Linked DNA regions of Homo sapiens: region 1 is linked to region 2. Evidence: read pairs that join two places in POLR2A ChIA-PET (ENCODE). Cell type or tissue: IMR-90. All regions are shown on one strand. Each heading gives the region's core, and the rest is flanking DNA. Links, peaks and the distances in the headings are about the cores only.

Region 1 (16,615 bases), core at 5,863-8,362, 910 kb after region 2:
CAAGATAAGTAATAATCCTGTTGAAAGGTAACTAGCCAATGATTGAGATATCATATTGACTATGGGGAAAAGTTATATATTACTTTTCCCTGAAAAGGGTAAACAAGGGAAGATATGTTTTTTATATATCATATGTATAAATATATATATCTAGTTATTTGTCATATATATTAAATAACTAAGGGTATAGTTTGTTTTATACTATTTATGGTCCATTAGGCAAATTTTTCTATTCCTTTCTTAAAAAGAAAAAAGAAAAGAAAAAGATAAATAGGGCTTAAAATGGAGCAAAGCATATGTTCCCAGATTCAGGGATGTATAATATAGGCACTCCATATTTCATGTTATTTTCTCCTCTTAATATCTTTGAACCTTTGCCTAGCTCCTTAGTCAACATGTGATTTTTGGCTCATTGACAAAGCACCACCAACTGATCCCCAGACTGAATAAGACTCTGAAACTTCACCTGCTGGATCCTCACATCTATTCAGATATCCTTCTATTAATCTCTTCTTTACTGCTAATAACATTCCCATGGTAGCTTTCCAAACAATCTCTCCTGTCTTTAGTCTTCAACCCCTCATCAAATCACTTCATTCTCCTTACTCCAACTTCATTTCTTTGTTCACTGAGAAGAATAAAGTCATGTGATATTTGTCCTTAAATTCCATTTCCTCCATCTCAAAACTACTGCTAGGACAAACTTTCTCGCTTGCTTCCATCCCTTCATTTTTAGGGGAAAAAGTATAAGAGATTTCTAAAATTTACTTCTATCTCTTGTGCTTTGTCCTATTTGATCCCACATCTTTTGTTCATTCAGTCGTCCATTCATTCAGTCATTTGCTTGCTTGGTCAGTCAACAAATACCTACTGAGTATACATGTATTACATGTAGTTTAAAGTGAGAGGTAGGTTATAATACCTGATCTGTCATTTTCTAGCTACCCAAGCACAGTCAAGTTTCTTAATCTTTCTGCCATTCAGTTTGCTCAGCTGTAAAATGAGGAATACCTTCTTCATGTACTAGTTTGAAGATGAAATAAGAAATGGCAGATTAAGCATCTAACACTGTGCTTAAGTATATAATAAGCTTTACGGCTAGCAAAATGGCAGATTCTAAAGGTATATAGCTGAAAAGTGTTGTTATGAAGTATATATACATACATATACATACATATATATATATATATATTTAACTTCCTGAAGGTTCAATTAATGCAACATAATATGGAATAAAAATAAGTGGTATAACTATTTTAATTGAACAGTAATATTTATCCCTTCATGCAGATTTTATTATTGTATAACTGGAAAGTCCAGTTTTATAATAAATTTTAAATTATAATTAATAGAAACTGATAGCCTAAGTACAATTATATTTACAAAAATCCAGTGTTTCTATGTTATGTAATGACGATTTAGAGATAAAGAGATTTCATTCATAATCACCAAAAAAATGTAAAACACAAAGGAAAAATTTGACAAGGAAAATATTGAATGTATATAAAGAAAGAAATTAAGGTTTGCCAAAGGATATAAAGTTTAGAATAAATTAAAATGTAGGCCCTTTTCCTGAATATTGTAATATCCAGAATATACTGAATTCAGAACAAATCCCCAATGGGATTTGTTTTGAACTTAAAAACAATGACACAATGTATCTGAAAGAATATATAGGTGAGAATAGATGTGGAAGTCTGAAAAGTACAAGCATGTGATGGGAAACTTTTCCTATCACATATTAAAAGGCATCATAGAAGCACAATAATTAAAATAGCATGGAACTTTCCTCAAATCAGCAGACAGAAAATGGAATACAATAAATACCTCAGGAACAAATCATAATTCATACATAAAAGTATCAAATGTAAGAAAAGTGACCTAATCTATTAGTGGGAAATATTAGTTAATAATTAATTCACTATTTAGAACTTTTAAAACTAAATTACATGTCTATCCTATAAAAACTTGACTGCAAAATATTAAAAGGAAATTCTCACATCAAATAACACGATTAAAATGCAAGCAATAGGCCATGAAAATATTTTACAGATTTATTATAGTCCTAGCATGTAAATCCCTCACGCAAATCACTAAGTAAAGCCTAAAAGCCTAATTACATAATCAAGTTACAATAGGAGTACAAAGTGGTAATAAGAATGTGAAAAACAATGTGCAGATTTATTAATTACAAAAGAAAAAGAACTGTAAGATACTCTGTCAAAATTAGAAAGAAATAGTGTAATATAATATTCCATGTTTGTTGGGGTTTAAATGAATACGCTGCTGTTTAGAGGGTAAGTTAGTACGTGTTCTTATTTGTTCACTTATCTATCCATTTGGCAAATATTTTATGAGCATTTACTTTTTGTAAGAAGTTTTTTAACTGAAAATTTTATATCAAACGTTTTCTAAATGTTTATCTTTTTTATTCCTGAAATTACTTCTACCAATTATTATCCTAAAGAAATAAGCAATGGTGAGCAAAAATATACATGTAAAAAGATATTTATCATAATTTTAATACCACAAAGTTCAGACTCACCTAAAAGCCCCAAATTAAGAATGACTAAATAAATGTTTACCTCTACATAGATTCATTGTATATACATTCTTCATGAAAATCAAATGTTTCAATAAATTTTAAGAACCTGAAAATAATGGGATTGCATACTGCATATAGTATAATCATAATTTTGTGATACACACACACACAAACACACACACACACAAACATACATCCCTCAAAGATTAAGATGGGTTATCACTGGATGGAAAATTAAAAGTTGTTCTTATTTTCTTTTCTGTATTGCTTTCACTGAGAAATGTGTTACTTTTATCATCAAAAGAAATACTATTTTTAAATCCTATGAAATAATAAGGAAAGACATTATTCCCCTGAAAATACGCAAAGGCCTCAAAGGCAGCTTTTGGACATTGCTCTATCATTATATCTTCTCTCTTGGATTTTTAATCTTTCTTCTACTAACAAATTGGCTTAGGCTTCTCTAATTTAAAAATTACTTTCTCCTGTTCCCTTGAGCTGGGCATATATTTCCTACCTGTTGTTGCTGCCAGATTTCTTGAACAAACAGTCAACCTTTCCTTTCTCACTTTGTCACCATCCATGCATCTTTTTCAGAATGGCTTTTTACTTGAATACTTTTCACCAATGACTGAGCCTGCTCTATCTCGGATAAGTGATAAATTCATTTATTTTTTATTTTCTTCATCCTTGCTATACTCTTGCTTTGTCTGTGTTGTTTGACTTTGGTCATCTTTTCATCATTTTTTAATCAATACTTACTTCGTTTGTTGTTGTTTTTTTTCCTCTCATTCTTTAAATCAATGTTTTTCTGCATATACTATCCTGAGCCACCCTCTCTTCTGATGTCCTATATTCTTTTCCTTGAAACTTTCACATACTTTCACATCTTTAACTATTACCTGGATGCATTTAACTCATAAATCTCTGGTTTTCATGCTGATTCTCTCTTGAACTATATCCCCTCCTTTTCTTCAGCTGTGTGGGTTGAGTTTGCTTGGGATGTCTGGCCACCTGAATAATGGCCAGACATCTCAAGCTCAATACTTCTAAAATCAAAATATTCAACTTACCCTTGCAATTTCTTTCCTCATGTGACTTCCTGATATCTATTTAATTTTCCCAAAGCTTTAATGCTTGCCAGACTCAGAATTCTAGACTGCATCTTTGTATTTTCCCTCCTCATCCAGTAAGCTGTCTGAGGTTGGTCAATCTTTTTTTTATATATGGGCTTTCATTTCCTTTCTCATTCTTTCCAACTGTTATATAACTACCCCTACCTTAATCTGCTTCTAAAGACATAAAACTCTGGTTTAACTTCTTTCACACTGTCCTGATGCCCAAATCCTGGCCACTAGTGGTGCAACACGACTATGATTTCATCACTATCTACTCAAATATGCCCAATATCCCTCAAATTAAGTAAATGCTCTTTACCTTAGCATTCGAGATCCTCTGCAATCCAGTCCTGGCCTTCTTTTTTTTTCTACTACTGTAAGGTGTCTTACGCTCTAAGATGGATCATGTTCTATATATGGGCTGCCCTTTTGGAAACTGATTTAAAAAAAAAAGCCTCCCTAAAACACCCGGAGTAATTATCACCTAACAGTGGAGCCCTCCCTGGCCATGCCCTCTAGCTTCTTATTTTCCTCACCTTTATGGCAATTACTCTATTCTATTGGTTAAAAGGAATGAAAATGCCCTTCTCCCAAGCTATACTGTAAGGTCCTGGAGGAGAAAGGCTGTATTAAATTAGCTTAGAATACACAGGATAGTATGTGGCATATTTCCAATATCCAGATACTGAAAAATGCATCGATAAATTTACAGGCAGAAAACTAATACTTTTTGGTCATTATTGTATTTATGTATTTCTGCTAGTAATTGGTTTGCTGGTCTCCTGTGTAAGATTGTTAAATCCTTCAGAACAGGAATCTTATTCATCCTTAATAATAGATAATCCATTCTTTAAGAAAGTCTAGAAAATCTGCTATATAGAAAAAAATTTCACCAGGTATTATACCCTTGCCTTGTTTTCTTTAGAAGGAGGTATATAGAATTTTTAAAAAGTTATTTTTTCCTTATGGTTGTCAGTGATTAACCCATAATTCAATCTTGATGATTAGTGTGACCATTAGGGTTAAAGCTATTTCTTTATCCAATTAAGTCTTTGCAGGAAAACATAGGTAGATGCATAAGTTCTTAAAAATAGGCACAATTAGATATCTCAGTGGTATATGAATCAGGTAACTCTTTTAGGCAGATTTTTGAAGGGAAAAAAAAAAAGCATCAAATGACCAGTCATTTCCCTGAACGCCTCTCTTATTTTAATAGCTATTACTCTCATCCCATACTCATCTCCCCAGAGATACTGTGTTGCATTCTTATCCTAAGTCTTCCAGAAATTAAAGATAAATACAAGTCTCAGAGTACCAACAACATTTCTCTTTGAGACCCTTCTTATTTGTTAAACCAAAACGGGGTGACGCCAGAGGCCAGTCTTGCCTGCATCAGGTGAAGCCTTCCCTGGGTAAATCTATTACACAAGACTATTCCCTCAGTCCTGAGCCAAAAGAAACAAGAGTAAAAGCACAATAATATGGTAATATCATTCCAAGATCCCAAAAGTATCTGTAAAACCTCAGCTGGAAGTTGATTTAACCTCTTTGGTATTGTCATGTGACCCCCGAGGTGGTACCTTCCTTCTCTAAGTGAGTGGAGCGATTACCATTACCCGTGGAAGCCAGAGTTCCCCAGTGACTCGGAAGAGTCTTGAGAAGGGATAAAGTTTCATAGCTTATTGCAATTCTTCCAGCACTGAAATCTCCTGGAGCTGGAACTCATTGAGAAATGATGAGGCATTTGAAGCTGCCTGAAATAAGGGCTCTCTACTCAAGTGACTGGCTAGTCCATAGCCCACCTGAGAAAATGATGAAAAACTGTGCTCAGGAAAAGAAAAAAAAAATCCAGCCCTACAATGAAGCAGAGACAGCAGTTACGAAGCTGACTTAGATTTAGGCTTGTTGAACTCTTTAGATTCCTAATAGCCCATCCGCACTGGAGGTTTTCAGTGCTGCACTAATCTTTTAATTTCTCCCCTCTGATTGCTGTGATAACTCCTATACTCTGGAAAAGATAAAGAACTGAGTAAACAAATCGCCACTCTTCCAATACCAGAATAAATGCATTACTACAGATTTACCAGATCTTACAGAAATCGTCTTTTCCATAGTGCAGTCTCCCCATGGAATCTCTCTCTGGGCGGTTTCCCACAATGCAGAGTAAGGGGGGAGAAGTTCACTTACGGGGACGTAACTGAAGCTAACCTAGAATTTGGCTGTCATCCCACAAGAAGCAAAACAGGAATGACAGGCCCCCTTTGCATTCACAAAATACTTATTGCCACATCTGAATGGATTTTCAAGTGTAGTGGTGATGCTGGGCTCATGAGCCTCCCTCTGTCTGGCTGCATGAGTTACATACCCTGTGTATTTTAAAATAGGCATCACTCAATCAAGTTGGTGATAATGGCATCTTGTGAAGCACACTTACAGCTATGGGACAAGCTACATGAGCTGAGGAAGGCTCTCAGCAGATGCTGTTGGGGGAGTGGTGAAGAACACACAGAGGCAGAGGGAGTTGTAGCTACAACAAAAAAAAAAAGGAAAGAAAGGAACATTCACAGAAAAGGAAAACAAACAACTGACTCATACAAAAATGGTAAATGAAGGAACTAAACACCTCAAAGACAAGTTGGTAATCAATTAAGATGCTGAGGTGCAGCAAGATGGCAAAGGCTGAGGAAATGACTTATCCTCTAGGAATGCATCTTATTGCCTGTGTGGACATTAACCTGGCTCCAGAGAGAGATGCTTTTATACAGTTTGCCCACTTGAGGAAAAAAAGGAAAAAAAAAAAAGAAAAGAAAGAAAAAGAAAAAAGGAAAAGAAAACCAGAAACAGAAAATGGATGTTTAGGGCAACTTGTAAGCCCACCTGTGAAGCCACTATTCTGCTGTTGGGGACCTGCTGCCTTCTATTGGTGTCCCTCAGTGGGCACTGTCAGCATGGAAACAAGCAACAAGCTGCCTCCAAGAAACAAGAACAAATTTAAAAGAAACAGAACGATCTGGCGATTTTTTTGTAAGAGCATAAATGCAAAGGACAAAATTAATGGGTTAGAGAGGCACATTCAACTTCTTCAGAACTGTGAAATGAGGAGCAGGGGGAGAGAGCACGGGACAGAGAAAGGGAGGAAGAGCTCTAGAGAAAGAGGAGAGCCTACTAAAGAAACGAGCCCCCCTGTACAGACAGCCTGACGCCAGATGGCTTCTTCTAATAAATATTCAACCTTAACTCTGTTCCCATGTAACTTTGTTGTAAAGCTGCCAGCACACCCACACAGATCTGGGCCAGCAAAATGATTACAGTAGTACAAACAAAATAGTGCAATAGAGGAAACAGACAGACAGGGTCCTGTCCACAGACAGTCAGGGCTGGAAGATGTGAGTTGATGGGCCTTTAGATTTAATGCCTCAGAACTCATAATAATAAGTGGCATCGGAGGAGGGGCACCTCAAAAGCCAACAAACATTTAACTCTTGTCTCCGCTTTGCTTCGGGTTTCAGCGTGGAAAACATGTTCAACTTTTTCTTCAGAGATCACGAATGAGATGCTATATCTTAAATATTACTTTCCAACACAACCTCTATGTCTATATTTAGAGTAATAACAACCATACTGAATTCCCCCACCACATTTACTTTTTTAAATTGTAGCAATATATGAGACTGTATTTTAATAGTTACCTTACCAGTTGCATAATAATAGATGATTCACCATAATTTTTCTTTATAAAACAGAGGAGTAATTCTCTATAGAATCATCTGTGTTTTCTTCTTTCCACTCCCCCACCACTACCTCCCCCAACTTGCCTGAACTATTATTTAAGTGCTGTTTAAACATAGATATGGATACCTCTCCATTCTGGTGGGGGTGGGGCAGTATGCGTTTCAGCGTTTTGAGGAGGGGATAATTTGAAAAAAAATGATAGCAGAATAAAGTGTCCTATTAATGAAGTAATACATGAAAATGTTGAATCAATTAATGCCAAAACTCAGCTTGACGAAAACGGTGATATGGTGAAATATTCTAGAAATATATACTTTGGAGTATTTGAAAATATCATGTTAGGAACAACTACCAGAGAAAGATATAAAGCCTCTGTGATTTTAGTTTTCAAATGATATATATGAATTGCACTAAACCAACTTAGTAATGAAATATAGCTATTTACAGCCAATCATCTAAAATGCTTGGCATAAAAATGAGATTATAACCTTATTTTATTTTCCATTTTTTGATCTCATATCTAAAATTGTCCAGAAAAATAATCCCTAAAAGAGTCCATCGTAAGCCAAGATTTCTTTTACCTCAAAATCAAAGATATATTTCATGGGGCTATCTCTGAGCACTGATAACTGCAGGAATGAAGATGTAAGAAAAACTAACAAAACAAAAAAAAAATTAAATACTTACCAAGAGCTAGATAAGTTTCGTTAAGTGCATACTGTTGTTTTGACAGTTTGAGAATCTGCACAGATTTTACATTTTATTACACTGACATCAAAAGCTGTATTGATAGGAAAGGACCACATTTCTAACAAAGAGAGACAGATAAAAATTAGCATTTATCTTCTGGTAATATTGAGCTTTCTAATGGTAAATCATAGTATTTTCCTTTTTGTGCGGAGAACTCTCTCAGGGAATGGAAAATGCATTGGAAGGTTAAGGCTTCCCAATTAGGGACATGATGGAGACTAGTCCTTGAAAAGATGTGTATAAATTGCACACATGAAATATAAACAATGCAAACATATCTGTATACAAAATATGCAGTTGTGCATTCAAAAAGGGTAATGGCATGCAATAATGGGAAATTATTTGAACATCTGTTTGCACATTAATCTGCATATTTTTGCACATGCAATCATCCATTTGCATCAGCGTATTTTGCATGTCACATGCACACATTAGACACCTGTTATTAAAAACTAGGTCCACAATGTGCTGCTAATTCCCTTGAATATAATTCCATTTTTACAAGATTTATCATAGAGTCCAAAGGGTAGTACTTTTTTAGCAAAGTAGACAATATACACAGGATATTAGTGAAACACTTCTCCTTTATCTATGGGTGGTAGACTACAAGATTCAAAGAGGGAACCAAATTAGTACTGAATGAAAGCAAAACAACATAGCCAGAGATGAATCATGACACAATCTAGCTCCTCCTTTCTGGTATAAAAAATGATCAACCACTGAAGAACAAATTGAGATGTCATCTTCATCAACTGTGCCAAGCACCATGTCTGCTTTGTACATAGTATGTGGTCAATAAATATTTGTTAATTCTTTGGTTAATAAAGGAATATATAATTTAATTAAATGTCACATTTAGCTAATAGTTACAGGAGTTAGATGATATACCAAGCTCCATTTGACTACTTTTGCAGGCCTCTCTCAGTTAACACATTTGAAAAGAGCCTTTGAGGGAATATTGAGAGACTGAGCTAAAAAGACTGGGCTCTGCTACTAACTAGTAATGTAATCTTGGACTAATTTCTCTAATTTTGTAAAATAAGAGACTGTGCCCAGTCGGCAAATAGGTGGTACATATGGTGCTACTCTTCCCTTCTTTAACTGTGGTAGACATTTAAAAAAATCAACCCCGGCACTTTTTTCCACTGAGTCTGGACTTAGCCATATATTATTTCTTAACACAGCTCTCCAGGCAGCCACCATCAACTGATCAAATCTGGCACACAAGATGAATCTATTTCTTATCCAGGATTATATTATCTCTAAGGCCCCTTCCATAAACTGAATCAAGAACTCTGACAGACCTCTACAATCTATGTTCTTAGGAAACTATCTTAATGATTTGGTTGTTTTCTAATTACAAGGTATGAAATATGCTTTAAAACTAGTTGAACACTGTTAGAATTGGAGAAATGCTTGCTCTATAGAGAATTTCACTGTAATAGTATTTTTAATGGATTTAACCCATAAAATATGCTAAAGTAAAGTAATGTTCAATATATTTCCCTCTTTGGATTATCCATAAAAGTGCTTTCTTCGAGGCAGTTATGCAAAGTGGATCAGGAAAGCAGCATGAAGCAATACTTTGTGCAGCACAGCCTTTCAGTATGGGAAGAAAGACAGCAGCCGTGGTCTCAGCTTCTGCCAGACAGAGCGTTGGTGGTGTGAGAGAAAGCACAGAAACCTGGAGGCACATTAAAAGGACATATTCAGACTCCTCAAGTAATATGGAAAAATGGGAAGCAAAAGTAGCTGTCAGTGAGGATGGTTTTTGAGAGAAATCCTTGTGTGATAAGCATTACAAACAGCTGAAATGAATCCATCAGAAGTCTGTACTTAATGTTTGCTCTGTGGCCAGCACTGTGCTATGTTCTTAGAGAAGTACAGTAGAGTATAATACAGTGCCTGTTTTTGGAAAAGTTGTATTCTAGTTGGAAGACACAAAACACAGAACATTATAAAGCTGCTCATAAGCCAAGGATATGCCTTATTTCCCAGCTACATCTAGACCCGCTTAGATAACATTTCAATCAACCACATCACTTTGAATGGCATGAGCCCAACAAAGAATGACCTAGGCAGTCTTCATGTGATAGCAAGATGTCCCTTTTGTTATGGTCTTGTCATTTGGGTCCCTTTTCCTAGCTGTTTATTATGTCATGCCTCTTCATTCATTCATAATGGTGGTAGAGACATGTCCTTTTTGACTGCACAGCACACATTCCTCCTGTATCTAGAATGAGTTGTTCTACTTTGCTCTGAAGAATTATTCTCCCACTCAGACTCTTTGTGAGTAGAGAGAAACTGACCCTCACAGGCTAGCTCCAAGGGTGGGCACATGGTTGAAGATGGATAGTGACAGCCCTAGGATTTTCTAGGATCGGTGCAAAAGAGAAACTCAATGTATGACTGGACAAGTTGGTGGCCACAGGTAATTGACTAAAAATAAAACCAAACCAAGGGAAGTTGAGTTGGGAGATGGAAGCCAACCAGCCCCTAGTGGCATAATGTGAGCCCCAGGATGCAACGATGTCTGATTCTAGCTATATTCCTGAGACTTTCAATTAGCCAAGCCAATACATTCTTCCTTTCCACCCACCACCCAGCTTAAACTAGTTTAAGTTGGATTTCTATTATAAGCAATCAGAACAACCTGGCAAATGCAATCCACACCACTGGCATGCATGGAGGAAGTCAGTGGGTCCCATTTAACAAAACCCACGCAAGAAGAACTTAAATCACGTTCCCTAAATCATGTCACAAAAGTCAACAAAAATACAGAAAGCAAAGGCCCAGTTTTAAAGAAAAAAATAAGTTGAAGAGTCACATCATTATAAATTATTTTCTACAACTATTCCTTGACCTTTGTGGGGACTGCTCACCAGACCCTGTTTCTCTTCACCATTGCACGGGAGCCTCCTAATATGCTCTTCTGTAAAATACAAGAAGTGAGATGACCATCATAATTGCCCTTCACTGCAATCTTCCCTCGAATGAAGATTATTTCAAGTGACTAGCAAAGAGCCTTTATGAAAACAGAGTATCTAATTATTGGGAAGAATTCTCAGAATTCCAAGAAGTTCCTTTCTAGATCTGCTATGGAACTATTCGTGTTAATTCTCAATTTAGAGCCCCTTCTCCTCCTGCATATTTCTCCTATGAGTCCAGCCAGCTCTCACTGTGTCCCTCAGAGGGAGATGCATAAGTAATGCAAACGTCACCTCAGAATTTGGAGTATCTTAAGGTCATCTCAGGATACTAGCAGGGCACCAAGGTATTAATTCCTGACTCCAGGAAATAATTTATGCAATGGAAGGATCTAGCTGGTGAAAATAAGTAATAAAGAAACAACCAAGATGAGGAGGGGTTAAGTTTCTCATGCACAATATCTGAAGAGCTACCTAACTGAACCACCAGGTCCTTAGCTCACTGCCTAACCCAGGCAGTCACTCTGCTGTTTTAATGAAAGTTAGCTGTGGGAACATCTCCATCACAGCATCCCGACTCCTGATAGCACTTTTAAACTACGCATTTGTTCTTTTTAGTCTACTTCCTGTTTAGAAATCGCTTCTATTTTAAGCGGCATGTTTACTTTTTCACCTTTTTGTAAGGGGAATTGCATTTTATTAGTTACAATCCAAATACAGCTAAATGAGGAAAACTCAATAAAGGGGCTGAAAAAAAAATTCATCCAATAAATTTGCTGTGAAATGCCAAGTTTGTGGCTGTGCCTGCAGTCATTTTAGTTATAAGACACATAGTAGGAAACAGTTTTGGGGTTTTCAGCCATTAGTTTATAAATTGAATAAGATAGATGTGTTCATTCATATGAAGTAATGTAATTTTTCTTGGGAAAGTTTAATATTATACAAATCCATTAGCATATTTACAAATTAATCTTCCCTTAGGAAAAAAAGATTGAAGATTTACAGAAGGAAGGATTTTATTACTTTTAAAACTGCATTTTAAAGAAAATAAAAGAAAAAGAAGGAAAATTATATTGAACTATAAATGCCTTTTTATGACTAACAGTTTTCTAACACCAAAATTTATGAAAGGAGAGGAGAATAGATGAGAACATAGAAAGAGTTTTCAAGGAGCTCACAGAAATTGCAACTCCTATATCACAGATTGCAAACTCCTATAAAATTAAACCTGTTTATGTAAATGCAAGAAATAGCATTAAATTAATTAGACACTTAAGGCTATTAATGTGAATTTCCCCTGGATAATTTTTTGTCTAAATTCTCTAGCTACTTGTTCTAATTTTTGACAAGATGGGATATAAACCTTCACAACCCCAAAGACAACAATAAAAACCTGTGTTCATTTCATTTCTTCCTCAAACTCTCCATGACTTATTAATGAACAAGTAACTGATGACATAATTAATTTCCAAAAAGCCACTGTCATAAAATTTTCCTACAACAGCAGAGAGAAACTTGGAGTGTAGGGTAAGGGAAATCTCAATCTATATGCAAATATCAGATATATTATAAAAAGGTAGAAAAGTTACTTGATTTTCCTCCAGATAGTCTCCATTTTGCTCATCAGTAGCACTTACTTTGTGAATGTCCTTTTTATTAAGGAAGGGTTATATGGACTTTCCACACAAACACAGAATGTGGCATAATATTAACAGCAATCTTATGAATAAGACGCAAATTTTAATGATTTCTTAATAACACTTTTTGCAATATTTCTAACTATGGGTAAAAAATTGAAGTATTAGCTATATTAAGATATTCTTCCACAGAAAAATATCTGTTACAATGATTTAAGAACACATCATACACAATTCTTCAGGTTGAAAGTCATAGAGTAGTAATAATAATAATAATGAATAAATACTATTCATTTGTTGATCACCTCCTGTATTCCAGAACTGTATTGAATGCTTTAAATATATTGTCTTATTTAATACAGACAGCAACCCAATCAGATAAATACTGTGATCATTTGTATTTCATAGAAGAGAAAATTAGGCTTGAAGATATAAAATATCAAAGACATCCACATAGTAAATGACAGAATCCAGGATGAAATTTCAATTCATCTGATTTCTGTGTCTACACTCTTATCCTAACCCTATACTTTGAAATTCAAATGATATAACTTATTTCCCAAAGTTTGCCAACACATTTAATAAATGTAGTACTAATATCTATTAAAACAATGTCAGTGATATGAACCTCACTACCATTATTTAACAACAACAGTTATTAGAATGTTTATTTCCATTACATTCAACTGAATTTTAATTCTGTAATGTATACTACCAGTTCTGTGTTGGTTTTCTTCATCTTCTGATTTTTGTTTTTCTTCTCTGGAAGAATACACTATAACTGTGCTATCATGGCTCCCATAAAGCATCTCATTTCCAGACTAAACATCCTCATTTCCAACCACAGTTCCTCAAAAAACAGGGGACTCACTGTTCTTGCAAGTTCGCTCACTGTCTTTTCTTCTTCCCCTGGGCCCACTGGTCTTCCAAGGATCTCCTTAAGGGGACTTTAAGAGATTTCTTAAGGAAGGACATCTCTTCCAAGAGGATCTTAACTAGGCACAACCCTCCATAAGGATTTGATCACCAAGAATAGTAAGTCTCCTGATTCTTAGCTCCAATCTCTTTCATCTCAAAGTTCTAACATTATGTGTAAAGACATGTCAGTCACATTCTAAGATTAGCTAGAAGATGTATCACTTGCCATATTCACAATCCTTGAGTGATGGTCTTGAAATCAACCAGAAATAAAGAAAGAAGTGGTGTTTTCTGTCTGGAGTGGCCCAGACAAATTTCATCACAGTGATAGAACAGAAGCCCTTCCTCACCCTATCTATGGGGAAAAGAATTGAATTCACCAAATTTCACTGGAAATACTTGAAGATTCATCTTAAAGGACTGCCAGAGAATCTTTTTACCTGGATTGACATACCAAATTTCTATCCCAGTGATGACGGAATCAAAATTTCAAGGAAGATGTACATAAGCAAATAGTGTGATATATGTTTATAATGCATCTCTGCTTCAATTTTTCACTTCATATTAACAGATGAGGTAGAAAAAGATCTGTTGGTTTTCTTTATTCAAGAAAGAATTGGGAGCTGGAGTTGCTAAATAGCTTTTTTACATTTCACCCAGTAAATGGCAGTGGAGCTAAGAAAAAAACAAGGTTGGCCTTCTAGATTAATACACTGTTCAAGCTTCCTCTCCTGAAATGTGCTGCAGTCCATCACACTTAACCTACACTTTCCACACCTCCAGAAGGAGATACCACAGATATACCTATTTACTTTGGCATGAACTCAAAGAAATGAGCTTGCAAAGCTGATCCTTTCTTTGTGCATTAACTTTAATTTCTCCTTTCCACGCATACACTGCAAGAACATCAGGTAGATCCATTTACTTCCACCCCCTCATCCCACTGCTCCTCCTAAAGTGACATATTAATTATGGCTCGTTTGAAATTTTCTCTTACAAATGTAGGCTCAGACTTCAACACCTAAATGAATTATATATACACTGCGCAAGCCTGTTTGTTTCAGGTTTCTTAAAAGGAGAAAACGAATGCAGAGTATTAATCATCAAACTGATGTCCCTGATTGAAAAATAAATTATTTAAATGAGTAACACTCTGGCTTTTTTTAATATGCTACTTTCTAGAAATTTTTTTCAGCATTGCAAGTTGAAAAGGATGAAAAAAACATAGTATACTATCAAGATGAAACAAGAACCAAATTAAAAGATGTGTATAGCACAATCATAGTCCATCCAAACTGTTGGGTCATAGTATACATTGCTTGCACAGTCATCAACCAAATTTATTGAATAGTAATCCAAATTAGCTGTTAAAAAGGTCTAAAAGTCTAGACTGATTGTTCCGGACCTACATTTATCTTCTTCACACCCCAGAACTATTTTACCCCTAATGTAATATTTTTTAAAATCTTATCTTTCCGGTGTACAGAGTGGGGAAGACAAGCGGAAAGGCCATAATATGTGTTTATCCAGTCTATATTCACTCTGTTTTAATTTTCTGGGGTAAAATTCCTTATGTTTCCCATTTTATTTCAAATCATATTACAGATATATCATGCATAAAACTAGAATTATAGGAAGGAAACTACCAACAAGGAGAAAGATACAAAACTCAAGAGGGGAAAAAATCACTTTATAGAGAATGTAAGTAGCCTAAGTAGTCATTGAAACCACCTCCTAGAGTGTACATAAATCAGAGGAAAAAAAGATAAAAATACCCAGTGAGAACAATTTATTAAACTCAGTGGGCACAAGAAAGGCATTCAATGATAAGAGTTATATTAGTTAGGGGCGGCTAATTGCTTTTTAAAAAAATACCAGACTGAAAATAATGGGTAATGGTGCAAATGAAAGAGAATTTTTGCTATTTAAATAATGGTACTGAGTGGATAAACATGTTGATAGACCTTCCTCCATGTAGTCACTCGAGTGAGGCTAATGCAGGCTCTGCCATATTCAACACATGGCTTTCATAGTCACCGTGGAGATTGGCTCTTTCCAAGACAGCAAGTAAGAGAGAAGAAAATGGAGAAGTGCTTGCAGTGGGTTTTAATGAGCCAGGCCTGGATGTGATATACATCTCTTCTCACATTCTATTAGTTGGACCTTGTCACATGACCACAAGTAAATGTGAGAGAGGCTGGGAAATGTAGTTGTGTGATCATGAAGAAGACAAGACTGGATTCTTTTTTTAATGGGTATCAGTCTCTGCCACTGTCTGCCCTATTGGCCACCATAATCATGTTATTTCTTCCCACACATAGAACACATTTAAGAATATCCTAAAAAGAGACAGTCTACTTATTGCATCTGGCTCAAAGACCATGGGTCACAGAGTTATTCTATTTCTTTCTATTCAAGCTTGAGGTGGCTTCTTGTGATCCCATGACCTGTGAACTAAGAAGACAAGTTCTTTCCCTCCTCTATGTATACTTCTACATCAATGGTAAAGCAGAAACAAGATAACTCTCACAAAGTTCCCAACTGTGAAAAGAGGAAAAGGGTAGACATACAGCAATCATAGATCCATTCCAATTATGAAATCCTGCTAGGCAGGAAGAGTGAAACCCCAATTCATCAGAGTTCAGCAAGTTCTAAGTCCCTGATTCAACTCTTCAGGAGAATCTACTATGTCCATTCTTCTCCATTGCTCTGACTCTACCCTCTGGGATGCTGTTTTGGTTAAAAGGTTTGTTTTGTTTTTTTTTTCTTGTCCATTATCCTACATGACCATATCTGAAGTAAGTACATTTTTCAGTGAGCACACTTTCAGCGACAACTTTCAGATATCAAAACCATTGCTGTCCATTTTCTGCCTATGTAAGTTTGGGGAACCAAGGGGTGTTTCATAATCACGGAGTTTTGTAAAACTGCAATTATTATTTTACTGGAAATGTGCTTCCCTTAAACTCATAGCTTCTGATCTATTTG
Region 2 (16,615 bases), core at 4,876-7,375:
TCCCTCACTTATTTCACATGTGCCCTGGAGGAAATAGAACTGTACAACGATATCCCTGGGAGACACTGTGGACCTCATCCACTGCCCTCATATTATCCAATGAAGAAACTGAGTTGCTCAAAGTTGCAACAGATACAGCTAAAAGCAGTAGGACATTTTATGTAACTTATTTCTAAAACAACAAATCTCTAATCAGAGAAATATCTCTATGTCTCAGTTGCTCTTGCCTGTTCAGAGGGATGATAACTATCTTTTCAAGTACTTGCTATTTTGAGTTATATGGAATATTTTGAGACACATGTAGAGATCTGCTAAAATGATTTGAGTGATAATAACTGGGTGTATGTGTGTTAATATGTGAGAAAAAAGAGAAAGAAATGAATGAGAGGGAGAGATAAAGACAGGGAAATAGATGAAGTTTCTGACATCATATGATTGTTGGGTGGAGTAACTAATAAAAGTAATTGCTAAGCACGGTGAAATTAGACTGCTGTGTAAAGCTAAACCAGGATGAACCAAAATTTGCAAATATCATGAGACTTTTATTTTCAACAGGTGGCATTTTAGAATGCAAACTAGTAGCATGCAAGTGAGAGCGCGCTGTAAAGGGGAAGAGATGTGGGGATTTACACACTTAGGAAATCGGGGTGACTAGAAAACAATGTTTTATGTTTGCAGTCTTACAGATCCACTTATTGAGAGGAATGGCTGATTAGAAATATGCTTAGAAAATGCTTCTCTTATTTTTACTGGCAGAGGGTTAACGTAGGTTTCTACTTACAAGGTAAGAAAATCTGCTGTGAAAGGAAAAAGCCAACTGACACTGCTTGTGGACAAATGTGTGTGAGCCAAAAACTGAAATGAGGCAGGCAATAAAACCATATCAAAGCCCACCCGTTGCCCCTATCACAATATTCTTACCAAATTGTCTTGCCTTTATCAGGCCCACCCTCACTTATTTACTGAGATAAGAAAGAACTTTTTTGCTGGCAAGCACCCCAAGTTTGATTTATCATTCACAATAGGAAGACTCTGCCAAGTAAGCCTTCATAATTCCCAGCCCTTAAAATTATTATCATCATTGGGTTTAAAAATAAGGCCAGAGGTGGTGGATGTGTACGCAGTATGACTGGAAAGAAGCTGGTTTGTTGAGGCTGGTTCTCTCTGCCAAAAAAGTATCATAAAAGAGGTGCCTAGTTCATGTCAGACCTAAGGAAATATTTTCCCCAAGCTGTTTGCAGATAGCACGGGGTTTGTGTAGTGTGACAGTTGTCCTAAGAATATATTAATTCTCCTAAACAGGAGGCGCAGACTCAAGCATCCTCTCTGAATATAATGGTGATCTTATTTGCCTGACCAAGGAATAAAAATGTTCAACCACAAGACATTTCCAAAAAGGTTACTGTAATTTTGTGGCAATGTGAATTATTCTCTACCTGTCAGATAACTGATCAACAGCTACCTTTGAATATTAACAGGGTATGAGGAACTCAGGAATTTTCCCACAGTGAAGACTTAAATATAATCCCAACCCCACTTCTCCCAATCCTACCCCTTGCAAGAACTGTATACTTTTTAATGGTTTAATGGATGCACAATGAAGGCAAAATTGAAATGTGTGATGCAATAAATTTAGTGGAAATCAAAGATAGGTTTCCAGAAATCCTAACTTCCCAGCTGTACTTCAAAGTATTATAAAAGGGGCCAGATCTCAGATTCTCCCAGTTTAAGTCTTCACAGCTTTAGTTTGAAAAATAATTTGATTTTAAGTGAGAGCTTCCATTGGACATGTGCAGAATTCAGTGTGCACGTGTAATTTCGAGGTGAAGTTTTGGCTTGTTATCATTAAAAATAATCTTTAGTTTCTCTTTTTGTCTCCTTTGTTTGTTTGAACATACAGTGAAAAATAGCTGTAGAACTTTTTTGGTGGAGTGCACATATTATTTTTTTAAACCAGACAAAGGCATTTTGACCAATGTGTATTATGAGAGCAGATTTTATATAAATATATATGTATAAAATAAGCTCATTTGCACATGGCTCAAGGGAAGCTAAACTCACTATAGAAGCTTCTCTAATGTTTAGTTCAGCCTAGTTTTCAGATTTCAATATGTGTAGGGAAAATAAATGCAAGTGGAGAATAGTATAGGGAAGAGGGCTACATCCTGTAACTTGCATTTGTCTTGATATGATGCACAGAATAGAAACCGACTGAGTTTCTTTATCAGTCAGATACAGACCTGTTGACATTCTATCACAAGACACTGCCCAACAACAGCACACTTCCTTCAAAATGCCACTGAAACCAAAATATGTGACTCTTACTGTGTTTAAAACTATCGATGCCTTATCAATCAATGTATCTATCTATCTACCAATCTATCTAATCTATGTATCATCTATCATCTGTCTATCCTCTACTGTCTATAAACCTATTAATGCTCTTATTAATTCCAGAAATGATATACAGTAACTTACATAAGTATGTAAAATTGCAACATAATAAAGTAAAATTAAAGATTAAGTGTGTTTAGGGAACAGAACAAAGGTAAAATAACGGTAGGAAAGATAAGAAAGAGTCACAAGCGAGGTTAGTACATAAAATTTGTTCCCTAAGGGATTTTACACTTGCTAGGAGTGTCTAACCAATTAGACTGTATGCTTTCAGAAGCAACTGTAAATAAAAAAAAGTTACAAACTATTTTATAATTCATAGTGTCATAATATAATAAAATAGTTTTTCAGGAGGAACATAATTATGCATAGTTCTAGGACTAGAAAGAACTTTCTTTCATGAGGCCTCAAAAAGAGGGCAGAAAATGTAACCAATGCCTACCAATAGTATAATTCTCCAGCACAAGTTTCTAAGAACAACTGGACATAGTCTCAACATTCTTACAATATAATCACTCCATTCTCTGACTGATTGCTGGATACTCTTCAAAGGACTCAGCCCTTGAAACTCCTCCTCTCTGTCTATTTTCTCATCCCTTTGGTGGTCTCATTCAGATTGCAGATGTTAAATATCATCTTTATATGGATGACCCTAAAATGTATCTATCACAGGCTTCTCCCTTGAGCTCCAGACTCAAGATTTCCATTGAGTCTCATTGATGCTCAATAGGCATCTCAAACTTAATTTAACAAAAATAAAATATAGTTTTATCCCCCAAATCTGCTTCTTCCCCAAGCTCACCTTTCCAAATAAAATGTAACTCCATTACTTCAGGTATTAAGGCCCCAAACTTTACAATTATCCTTTCTGCCTCATTTTTTTCATACTGCACATTGATAATTTCTGTTAGCCCTTTCTTCAAGATGTCTTACATTGGACCACTTCTTGCTACTGTCATTGCCATACCCCAGGACCGAGGCAGCATTGCCTCTCTTCAAGAACATTTCTACTTTTCAATCATTGTATCTATTCTCTGCCTATTAGTCAAGGTGATTCATTTAGTAAATAACTCTGATCATTTCATTACCTTTCTTAAAACTTTCATTTGCCTTTTCACTCAATTTTCAGTAAAAAACAGTGTTTTTCTTCCCCCGATGGCTTACGCAGCCCTACGTAATAGCGCCTTCCCTGTTTTCTGCAACCTTATCCCTAAGCTGATCTTGTGATTGCAATGGTGACTTCTTTGCCATTTTTTGAACATGCCAAGCACAATCTCACCTCAGGGCCTTTGCACTTATTCTTCTGTCTACTTGGCACATTCTTCCCCTGGAAAATCTCATGACCTCGCTATGGATCTCTGATCCAAAGCTACGTTCTCAGAAAGTCCATAATTGAGTGCTCACCTCCCCTGACAACAACAGTTTTTTCTCTTATCATGTTTTATTGGTTTTCAGAATACTTAGCATTAACTGATGTTGCTTTTTACCTCATTTATTTTCTAGATTTTATACTCCATGAGGGCAAAAATAATATTTTATTTTAGAACAGTTGATCAGTAACTCTTGTTTACAAAGACTAATTGAAATCAATGTTCTAATTTGACAGAATGCTTCCAGTTCGTGGCAAGACCATCGTATCACCATGTGATGTGCGCATAATCAAATGCCTGTTTCTATGTTCTCAGTGCTAGGAATAAGCCTCGATGACTTTTAATAAGATCAAAGGCAGTGGGGATAGACAAATTTATTTCCTAAGTCATTTCAGGACAAGGGCTATGGTTTCCCTGTACATATCACAGTGTGTACATCAAATGTCCTTTCTAGTATGTCAAGAAAGACATAGGGCCAGACAATCTTGGAAATCAGCGTCAGTCCACCTGGCAAAGTCCTAAAATTAGCAAACTGATTTCTTCAGGCATACACAAAAGTACTAGTACATTTTCTTTTAATAGTATTGTCTCATACAGTAGGTCTATTTAAGTAAGTAAGTATCTTTACTGCAAGTCTAGATCCTTAGAAAAATGTTAAGTGGATAGTTACCTGAAATTTTTGTTTAGGAACCCAGAGATTAAACTTAAATCACAGCGGGAATCAGAAAACATAAAGGCATGCACTTGACTTTTAATTCTATTTCTCTTTGAGAAGTTTACTTGGCTTTTATGATATACTCTATTTACTTTTATATAGTCGAGCATACTTAAGGCTCTGCTTCTTTTACTTCAGCTTAATCAAACAGGAGAGGAAAACTGAGATTCAGGCATTTTTATGTATCACAGATAGAATAACTGTGTAGTGTTTCCTAATATCATTTTCTCCCTCCCTTCACCTCTTCTACCATCCTTCCTTCTTTCTTTTCTTTCTGGTTGCCTTCCCTCTTCCTTCCTCCTTCTTTGCTTGCCTGCTTGCCTTCCTTCATCAAATATTGATTAAGCATCCATTATATAAGAAATGCATTGGTTTCTAAATATACACTTATGAAGAAGACATAGTTCTTATTCTCAAAGTATTCACAGTCCAGAGACAATGTCAGGTGTATTTCTGGTACACAACAGGAGGAACACCTAAGTATATCAGGTGACGACAAGAGGAGGAATAAATGTTTGAAAATTTTTTCCAAGATGAATGGAGGGAGTGTAATGGACAGTTGAACAATAGAAATCACAAGCCAGCATAGTGTGTTCAGGCAAATTCTCAAGGTAAAAGTGGAACATTGGTGACTGAGGAGAGTAGCCATGGTTAAGTCTGGACAGTTAAGCATGAGTCTAATTATTAAAGATAAGTGACAGAATCCCAGCAAAAGTATTAGGTAATTGTGGTTTCTATTAAGAATACATGGGCTGCGTGGGGTGGCTCACACCTGTAATTCCAGCACTTTGGGAGGCTGAGGTGGGTGGATCACCTGAGGTTGGGAGAACGAGACCAGCCTGACCAACACGGAGAAACTGTCTCTACTAAAAATACAAAATTCGCTAGGCATGGTGGTGCATGCCTATAATCCCAGCTACTCGGGACACTGAGGCAGGAGAATCGCTTGAACCCGGGAGGCGGAGGTTGTGGTGAGCTGAGATTGCACCATTGGACACCAGCCTGGGCAACAAGAAGGAAACTTCATCTCAAACAAACACACAAACAAACAAAACAAAAAACAAAAAACAAAAAAAAAAAGAAAAGAAAGAAAGAAAGAAAAAAGAGTACATTAATAGGCTGGGTGTGATGGCTCATGCCTGTAATTCCAGCACTTTGAGAGGCCCAGAGAGGTGAATCACCTGAGGTCAGGAGTTCAAGACCAGCCTGGCTAACATAGCGAAACCCCATCTCTACTAAAAATACAAAAAATTAGCCTGGCATGGTGGCTGGTGCCTGTAATCCAGCTACTCGGGAAGTTGAAGCAGGAGAATCATTTGAACCAGGAGGCAGATGTTGCAGTGAGCCGAGATTGCGCCACTGCACTCCAGATAATCTGCAGTTATCTCCAGATAACTCCAATAATCTGCCTGGATTGGTCAATGCTCTGCATCATCAGTGCTTCTAGGTATTAGAGATCTCAGGCCATTTGAAGCTCAAGTATGGTCCTGTTGGTAGACAACTATATTAATCAGAGACTCAGAACACTAATATGAGAGGCTGGGGTTTAGAAACCACAAGCAGCAGCATTGCTCAGAAATTCTAGCCATGGTATGACTCAAGCATCCTTGAATAGAATGATAAAGAGTTTGACATTTCCTCTGTGGACTGTGGACGATAGGGATTCATAATGAGATTTTAAAGAGGAGAGTGAATTGACTGTGTTTGCATTTTAGGAAGATCAAGGAGAGTGGCTTAGTTCTAGAAAGGAATAGACAGAGAAGAGGAACAAGTTAGGAGACTTGTAATAATGAAGGGAAAGAAAAATAAACTGCAGGATCTCATGGAGTGGCAGCATCGCAAGGTGTAGGTGGAGAGATAAGAGAGAAGGTACAGTATTTAGAAGAGTTTATGCTCTGGAATCACACAGGAGGCCTGTGTTTGAAATAGTCTCTGAAACTTACTAGCCCTTAGTTAGCCTCAGCGTCCTCATGAGTAAAATGAGGATAATGCTAGTGTATCCTTTTTAGGTTGTGGTATGAGTTTCTTGAGGTTAAATGAGAACATTTGCACTAAGAATTTAGCAAAGAGCCTGATATGCAATAAGCATTCTGTGATGTCAGCTTACATTATTTTTCAATTTTGTGGTACATCACTTGCTGGATGGGGAGAGCAGTTAAGTAACTGCTCTCATTCAAGCAGTCATGTTCTCCTAGAATGCTTAATCTCTGCTGGAAAGTCTGAACCAGATCACCTCATGTGATCATCATTTCTTCATGTTCCCGGGGGAGATAAGAAATGTACAACAAAGCTAGATGTAAACACATAATGGTTGGAATTCCATATGATTCTCATTTTGGAAGAAGGCACTAGTTAACGACATGGCTGCATCCTCAAAAATAATATTTGAGATGCTCAGATAAGAATGATTAATTATGGGCCGGGAATGGTGGTTCACACCTGTAATCCCAGCACTTTGGGAGGCTGAGACGGGCAGATCACTTGAGGCCAGGAGTTCAAGACCAGCCTGGCCAACAAGGTGAAACCCCATCTCTACTAAAAATACCAAAAAATTAGCTGGGTGTGGTGGTGGGTGCCTGTAATCCCAGCTTCTTGGGAAGCTGAGACAGGACAATCACTTGAGGCAGAGGTTGCGATAAGCCGAAATTGCACCATTGCACCCCATCCTGGGCAACAAGAACAAAACTCTGTCTCAAAAAAAAAAAAAGAATGGTTAATTATGATATCAATATTCTGCAATGTAAAGCATACTTCAAGAGCATTTCCCAACTCTATGTCTTAGAGAAAAAAAGTGAAGAGACTTCCCAAATAAGTGATGCTAAAAGGCAGATTCTCAGAAACTTTATCATACCTTGTTCTTATCATGACAGTCCTCACCTTACATTCTGTGATAAAGGGTCTAAACAGGTTACTAAAACAGAAAGTTTGGAATGACAGAAGGGAAATCTATGAGGAAGAAAGACTCATGCTATAGTAATTTATCTTGATTGACACATTTTCTTTTCTTTCATGTCCCCAATGAGACCTAAAATCATAAACATGTTTGCTTCTCCTTTCTCTCCATAAACTTCTTCAAAGCTAGATCTTTATCTGTTTATTCAATAACAATTTATGTACCACCTTCTGTTTTCAGCACTATGCTAGGCACAGTGGTGTCTACATCTAATTAAAAAATCATTTATCCTTCTCATGATGTCAGAGATCCAATAAGAATTGGTGTTAGAGTTTGTATCAGTTTAAAAATATGATATAGGTTAAATAATTTTGAAGTTCTTACTGTTTCTAACTGCACTAGGGGCATTCTGTTTGAAGGTGTCATGATGTTCTTCCACAGGTTTAGATTTCCCAGAAGAAAAAAAAATGTAGTTTTTAACGTTGTATTTGTTTACTATTTGGGATTTTCCTTCCTCTTTCTTTCTTAAAAATGTTCCATGCCAAGTGAAACTGATAGAGAAGTTTTTTTGTTTTTCTTTTTTTTTTTTTTTTTTTTTTTTTTTTGGTTGTTGTTGTTGTTATTGTTACATGGTGCTGCCTGAGAAGGCAAAATAATTGCAGTAAATGAATTTTTGGCTGGCCAGTTTGAGTTTGTCATACACATAAAAGGTATCATCTAAGGAAATACCCAGGCAGGAGTGAGGAAGGAAATGAAGAGGAACTGAAAGAAGCTGCCCTCTCATGGGAATAACTTCTCCATTCAGCTGGATTCTTTAGGTCCCTGTTGACATTCATCCTCAGTACACTTCTGTCAAAGTTATGCTGCATTAGAAATTACTCACTGTGGGCAAAATAAAACAGCGAGAGCTACAACCATTGCACTGAGTTCAAACTGAACTAGAAAAAATAACAATACGTTATACTGTGGAAAGAAAATAAATTATTTTGGAAAGAACCTTAAATGTATACATAAGGTCTTTCCTATTTCTAATTGCTACTTTTAGATTTAACTCTGAATTCCAAAATACCATTATATTTTGCAGTAGAAAAATTTGTCACTGCTCTATATTGACTTAATAATCATAAATGTTGTATCTTCTATATTGTTCAGGGTACCATGGTAGGCCCTGGAAATTTACAAGGGAAAAATATACAGCCCCTGATCTCGAGAAACTCACTGACAATAAAAACTTACTAATGTTTTAGAAATATTGTTTTGGATTTTGAATCTAAGTCATACAAATTATACTGTAGTCAAATAATTAATAGGCTGAAGTAATTGTTATGATGCCTTAATAAATTGAAAACCTATAAATTTATCTCTGGCAATTTCTACTTCTGAGAGAAAGAAACACAAAACTTTTCCAATTGTAAAACTATGTATCATGTTACTATAATTTAAAACAATTTTTTTTTTTGCCGTGCATTATGTTATGTCGACTTGTTCAATCAACGTACAGAATATAATTGTGAGGAAAAATGACATGTACAAAATGAAGTAGTGAAATTGTCCCGGTATAACTAAAATAAGCAACTTACAGTTAAAACTGTAAATCTAGGCTCACATTTCCACTTGACTCTTTTTTTTTCCTTCCATGGAAGAGGTCAATTAAGATGGCAATGACAGCCTAGGATTTCAGGTTTTTGTAGGTTTAAAGATTCTTATATTTTTGAAGCATTTTTCTTTTCCTGATTATGGCAACCTGGAGTCTGTAATAATGCAGATATTAATATTGGACTTTCATGAAAGCACTAACCCTGTTAACACTAAATCTCACCTTAGGCTGTGCCTTCAAATTAATAAAAAAAAAATGTCTAAGCCGGATGTTTGAATAAAACCTTTGCCATGATTGTGTATATGTTTTAGGCAAAAAGTATTCTGTTGGCCTGCATTGTTGAGCTAATGGCCTCAATCCTCCACAACCTTTGCATATGTTCCAGCACAGCCATTAGCCAGAATGGGTAGCTATTCGGAATTATTTTTTTTCTTTTCCTGTGAATAGCTGCTCTTAAGCTGCATCTATCTAATAACTATTCATAAACAGCTCAGTTCTCATTCCTTCCTCTTAGCAGTAGATCTCCATATGAAGAACTCTTGCTAAATTTAAAAGTTTCCTTACACAGACAGAAGGGAACTCAAGGCATATATTCACAAGTCATACATGTCAGTCAGCTTGGCACACATTTAACACTACTTTAAGTGTAGAGTTATTTTCTATAGTGACTACTCCTTTTCTTCTTTCTTTTTAGTCACAAGTTGGTTTCTATTCTATAATATTTTTAAGAGCAATGTAGTTTGCTCTTTGAAAAGAAGAAAATGGGAAGATAACATTTTAGTGAATATATAAACAGGGACATAACCTGTAAAAACTGGATGGAGATAATCAAAGTTTAGAACATGTGAAGTGTTAGTTGGGACTGATTTGAAAGATTAAACTTGTCAGAATGACACAAATCCAGAACAATAGGGAGCTCCACCAATCAATAAAAGGGATCCGGCAGTGGAAAAAATGAATGTGAGAAAAGTATTGGAAAATAGAAACCACGAAGAAAGAAACTGACATTGCTTAATCTAGAGGAGAAATGGTTTGAGGGAAACAATAGAAATTTCATCATATGAAGAGTTATCTTATAGATGATGGAGTCCACATGTTTCCCTGTCCCCTTAGCTAATATGGAGCTATGTGAAAACAGAAATTTTAGGTTAATTATTGTGGCTATACAGAATGAGCAACCCTAAAATTGTTGATCAAGAGATAGATATTGGAAGATTTACTCAGCCATGCAGATTGACATTGGGCCAGGTACCCACAGAACTTTATTAAAATTAACCCTCAAACCAGAAGCCAAGATTTTGATGGCCCCAAGCATCACAGATATGTATTCATATATGTATGATATATAAATTTTTTAAAAAGAAAGGTATTTGATATCTATCTAGTTAAGATTATTTGGGATTATTACTCAACCTTTTTCTGTATCTGAGAATGGCCATTTTCCTCATGCATGTTTCTTATGTTTTTCAGTGGTTTCCACTGAATACCTCCATGAACCTAGATATCTAGGAATAAATTCTCATCTGGTAAAGCCCATTTCTCAGTAAAAGCAAGAAGCTAGGTCACATTTAGAGTAGTAAGCCTTTCTTAAGAATGTAATATTACTGAAATGTATAAGATAAATTTATTATTATTAACTGATATGGTTTGGCTCCTGTGTTCCCACCAAAATCTCATATCAAATTGTAATCCCCACGTGTCAGGGAAGGGACCTGGTAGGAGATGATTGGATCATGGGGGCGGATTTCCCCTTTGCTGTTCTCATAATAGTGAGTGTTCTCTCACGAGATCTGATGTTTGAAAAGTGTGACACTTCTCCCTTGTGCTCTCTCTCTCTCCTGCCACCATGTGAGGAAGGTATTTGCTTTCCCTTTGCCTTCTGCCATGATCGTAAGTTTCCTGAGGCCTCCTACTCATGCTTCCTGTTAAGCCTGTGGAACTGTGAGTCAGTTAAGTCTCAGGTAGTTATTTATAGCTTGTGAAAATGGACTAATACACTAACTTTCAATGAAAGCTAGATATTTTGAGTGATTCATCACTTTTTTGTGAAATGGCACCTTTGATAGTGAAATAGAAAATTAAAACAAGATAGTCATTAGAGGCAACAATTTGAATAGATGATTTGAGGTTATTTTTTTTTTCAGTGGAATCAGGTGATGATTATGAGTCTTTTATTATATAATGTTCACAGAGAGATATAACATTCAAAATAACACAATCAGAAGCAAATACTATATGCACTAATTATTTATATCAAAAGTGACATTGTACAGTTCCATTTCTGGCTTGGTGGAGTAGCCCATCAATTCCATTGACAATAACAGAAAACTCTACACAAATTATTTTAAAAAACAACAAAAACAGTAATCTTAGGATACCAGTAACTAAATAAAAGTATAAAACTTTTGCATGGGAGACCAAAATTATAGAAGCAACTCACATGAGCATGAGTTTCCTCTTACTCTTCTTTTTACTCATAACTGAAACTCCAATGAAACAAATCTTCTTGAACCACAAAAAGCAGAAAAGAGGACCCAGTGGGTTAGAAGGCATAGGTGAATCCCTGAGACATGAGACTCAAAGAAGGGGATATGCTAATTCCGGAGACAACTATACACAATTCTCAATTTAACCCATGAACTATGCATTTTTGGAACAGCAATGAACCTGTCTCACAGGTTTTGAGAGCTGAACTGAGGTTTGAACCTCCTTCACAAATCTTACAATAACCCTGAACTACAAATACAATGCATAGATCCAAATCAGCCTAGCAGAAAGTGTGAGAATGAACTGAGATTTGAACTGAGATAGCTCAGACGACAAGGGACAAAATTTACAATCTGAACACAACGAGGTTGGTTTGTGGTAAAAACAAATTTACAGTCTCTACAGGATTATAACAAGACTCAGAGTTCGCACAATATAACATTTGCAATATCCAGAATATTATTCAAAATTACCTGGCATAGAAATAACAATAAAAATGTGTCCAAATCTCATGGGCGAAAATTCCAAAATGACCCACAATTCGGAATTATCATACACATCTTTAAAATAAATAATGTAAATATGTTTCATGAGATAAGAAAAGATAACAACATATAAGCGTAATCATAAATATTGGGTAATCATTTTTGTTGATTTGGAAACACTATTATATATAGACAAATATTCTAGATCAAGCAGAAACCTTAAGTCAATGTGTAACACAATCCTGATAAGTTTTGGTCAGAGAATGATTCTAGAATAGGTTACAGGTAATTTCAGTTTAGGGGAAAGATAAAACCAGAAAAGTTGCATTTTAAACTCTGTCACTAGAGGGACCAATTAATGACAACTTTGTGACAATTTTGGACCTTTCCAAGTTTTAGTTTTCTCATCTGTACAAATTGGCTAATCTGCCTATATCACAGGTTTATTTAGAAAACAAAATTACTGCAATTTTCTTGGACTATAGATTATACTCTACCAGTATTTGATGGTGTTGCCGTTCACTGAATATTTGGTGCTGAGTCACTTGCTTTGCATATCTCAAAACTCTTTTATTAAATTAATATTATGCCATTTTACAGAATTCTATATTGAATCTTGCATAGCAAGGTGACCTGCCTCCAAATCCTCTATGTTGATCCCCTGTGCTATGTGAGCTGCACATCTGGGAGGGCTTTCTGGGAGAAATAACTCTGTGTGTGTGCATGACAGTAAGAATAGCACCATCGGGAACGACAAGTCTTTCCAAACAAAATGAACTGAACAAAGCTTAAGGCATGTGGTGCAAAAAATGATTTTGTTTAAATCAACTCAGAAATGAGTCAATTTACACTGCTTAAGAAAATGAGACCTGCAGTAGATTGTCTAGCGTTAGAAGATATTGTTTTTGTATCTAATTGTTTTAGTGTCTCTTCCTGATTGAATATTTAAAGAATGAGCAAAGCTGATTATAAATGTAGGTAAATTCATTCTCCATGATACCATCTGAACAGGGAAATAGATACTTATCTCTATCCTCCTGTTACAATGCTCTCTCTCCATCATTAGAGTTTGTTCCTTGGGTTCACATATGTCTATCAATTTCTGTGCCAAACCTGCACATTCAACATATCTTTCCAAATATCTCAGAGTCACTATTATATAAGAGACTATAGATTTATTGGTAGTCTGGACTGCATGAGGATATTTAGAATTCAGAAAGGAAAAAGTGCATCAGAACAAAACAAAAGGTGCATTCAAACATAGGGTGCTGTAATCACAAGAACCACTTATGACGAGCTTCACCTCCCTTTCAATTTGGATAATTTCACATTCAACTTCTTTGTTAGCCACTTTGATCTTTCCAATGATAAGCAGAATAGAATGAGATGAAAAAAGCTAAACAATCAGGTTCTTCATATTCAAATTTGTAAAGATTTGTATATTCCCAGCTATTTATCTAAAACGAAACCATTTTTTGTTAATGCTGTGGTTATTTTTATTTTGAAAGCTTTGCATCAGATAGTCAAAACCTTGAAATAACTACTTGGCACATATCAAATATATATTTTAGATAAATATATAGGTAATTTGGAACAATTCCTCTTCCAATATTTGTTGAGCATCTTGTCTGTACCAAGTATTTTAGTGAGTGTTACCTTAAGGATGATTAATATTTTAATGAATAGTAGCTGAGAGTTGGTTATTTGTCTAACAACCCAAACTGTCATTTTCTATAGCCTATACATGGATATTGAGAGGTTAGTTATTAATTCATTCAATAATAATTTACATGAGATTTGTCACTTATTATTTGGTAAAAGTCCAGTATGCTTTCTAGTAACAAGAGAAAATGAATGAAGGCATCTATAAGACAGCCGCCAAAGTACTTGTCATCTAAAGAATTGTGTGCTTTTACAAAATGTTTCTTTGAAATCCATAGTATGTTATACTAATATTAACATAATATGATAATACTGTATTTGCATATAACTATTAACATATAATGTCATGTAGTATACATTTGACACTTTAATATATCCTGTTATATTAATATTATATTAATATAGAAAATTTTAACATCAAAGTCTACAATTAAGAGAGCCTTTCAGCTGGAGCAGAATAAATAAATCCAAACTATGTGTTATCATTACATTCTTATCCATTCAATGTGTCTTGCCCCAGGATTATTTGGTTCCTCCAGTACAGACTATTCTACATACCAAGTGGCTTGCATTGAGATACAATGGCCATGTTCTCTTTCCAAAGCCATCAAAGAATAGCAACTCTCATGATGAATACTTAAACAATGCAGCACCTATGACCCTTGTGGCAATGGCAGATATAGAAAAAATACAGGAATAAATTCTCAGATTACCTTGAGAATCTGACAACTGACATTTGCAACAATGTTAATAATTCAGTTTTCAGATCCACACTGTCATGAGAGCCTCCAATGATGCTGCCACTTGCATGATTCATATGCTCTCTTCCCCAATACTACATGGAAACATGGAGCTTCACATTGCTGGGAAATCAGGATCCGTTTATCTCTACCAATCTCTTGTGACTGACAATTATCCATAAGAAAATTGGGTAGCAGTAACTCATTTGCAAGTTCTTCCACTTTGTGTCTTAAATTAGAAAAAAATGGGAGGCATATGTTTTGTTGCTTTGTTTCAGGAAATAGGATACAGAAAGTAGTAGAAATTAACACGATCAACTCTAAGAGGTCTAAAGCTTTAATAATATTATATTTGTACAAACTATTACTTAGTATTGACGAAATGTCTTGGGCTTTGCTTGACTCCCGATTCTTATTGCTAGTCAGAGGCAACACTAGTTTATTATCAGGACTTATTTTTAGCTTTGTCTCTGAGTTTTTTGTGAGATGAGTTGCGGTGATCTCATCAAACCCTAGTTTAATAATCACATTAAAATTCTTAGATTGTGTAGATGGTGACGTGTTTCATTTATAAAATTAGGATTCGTAAATGATAGTCTTAGTAAATTTATTATTCATATGCTTTATGCTATTTCAGAATAACATGAATACTAAAAAATTAAAAGTAAAACCATTAGCAACATAACCTTCAGCATATTTTTGTGATGTCAATAGAATATGCAAATATGCATTGTTAATAAAAATAACAATAGACACCTTTTAGAAAATAAGTATTAAAACTTCGGCACTTTGTATTTTTCTCTATTTCTTTTACTTTTTGATATTGATTGATTTTACCTTCTCATTAGCCAAACCCAGTCTATTTCTTACAATGAAACTTTAAGATAGGTGCTATTATCCTTATTTTACAGGTGTGAAAGATAACACTCAGAAAAGTGAAGTAAGCTTAAGTTCATAGAGTTAAAAGCCAGTGTAATCAGGATCCATACCTAATGTTATCTCATTCCAAATCCTGTGTGCATTATCCCAAGTCCTGTGCTTCCCACTATAGCATAGACAGTATGTAAGATGTACTGTAAGTGATATATTACATATGCATTGTGAAATGAAAATAATTATCTTACAACTCCAAACTCACTATGCCAAAGAGAATAGTCAAGCTTGGGAAACGAATAAAGTAAAACTGCCTCCCGTTTTGTTCCTAAATAGATAGCTACAAAGATAAAAGGCTACATACTTCCCCAAGGGGCCTCCCTTACAATTTGTTCAAAAAATAATTTCTTGTGGTTCCCAAGATTCCCTGAAACAGTCCTGTTGACTTTTACCCTGACAATATACATTAACAACTTATCTTCACAGGTATGGGACAAGGACAGGACTAGGAGTCATTACTCCATTCAACTGAGACAAATGCATGTTCGACTGCTTCCTCCACTCTATGTTTACTTTATCTTATGTAAAACTACAAATTCACTGAGCATAATTGACTATTCCTCGACCCCCTCCTTTCATTTGTAATATGTGGCTTCAGTGAAGGCTGATCAAAACCTTAAAAGAATGCAACAACTTGCTCCTTTTATCTACCCTCCCCATATTTTTTCTTTCCTCTTTCCCCTACTGCCCCCCTTTTTTCTCTTTAAATATTGAAGTCCTTAAATCCTCTTTGGAAAAAGCAGGAATCACAGATGTTTCTGTGATTTTTTGTTACGTTTTCCTTGGTGCATCTTCAACCTTGGTAAAATGAACCTCTAAAATGATTGAGACTCACCTCAGTAATTTTCTTTGATTTACAATATATAGAAAAGCAAGATTTCACATGTAAAATCTTTCCAGCATTATAACATGGATAGATTGAGGATTAAATGTGACAAGGTGCTTATTAAAATGTAAACCAAAATATTGTCATTCATATATGTATATATATGAATATATATACAATCATAGAATTTGTAATCCTTACAAGTCCATCATATAATATATGCTAGTTTAGTGTATAGGGTAATTAATCATATAAACTACATGCTATATATATGCTTTTATTAACTGCTTATGTGATCTTTACGCCACTGAGACGCCTAGAGGTCAAAGTTACTTATAATTTTATTGGCTTACTTTTCTTTTAATATAAATATGTATGAATAACAGCATTCACAAAAGAGTTATATTTCTATTATAATAAAATATTTCCAAACTACCAAATATTTATTAAGGTTATACCAGATAGCATACTTACTCTACTTTCTTGGTCAACAAATTTATTATGATTTTACCA

What was found. Peaks named below come from ENCODE experiments on the same cell type or tissue, not always from the same donor. Only the 100,000 strongest peaks of a DNase experiment are listed, where the experiment ranks them.
Region 1: POLR2A ChIA-PET joins it to region 2 with 14 read pairs; 1 of 35 experiments calls an interaction of 5 or more read pairs at or near these places.

What each region holds. Positions count from the first base shown.
Region 1 is chr2:144,825,442-144,842,056 of GRCh38, reverse strand. The region is part of intron 2 of TEX41 (testis expressed 41); the gene reads right to left. Among named protein-coding and RNA genes, the nearest start is that of LINC01966, 48 kb to the left of the region's middle. In IMR-90, for the core only: no CTCF peak of the experiment used is centred there; a DNase peak (open chromatin) is centred at 6,926; H3K4me3 peaks cover 313 bases; H3K27ac peaks cover 599 bases.
Region 2 is chr2:145,734,761-145,751,375 of GRCh38, reverse strand. No RefSeq gene overlaps it. Among named protein-coding and RNA genes, the nearest start is that of LINC01966, 860 kb to the right of the region's middle. RefSeq lists a silencer at 2,146-2,225. In IMR-90, for the core only: no CTCF peak of the experiment used is centred there; a DNase peak (open chromatin) is centred at 6,055.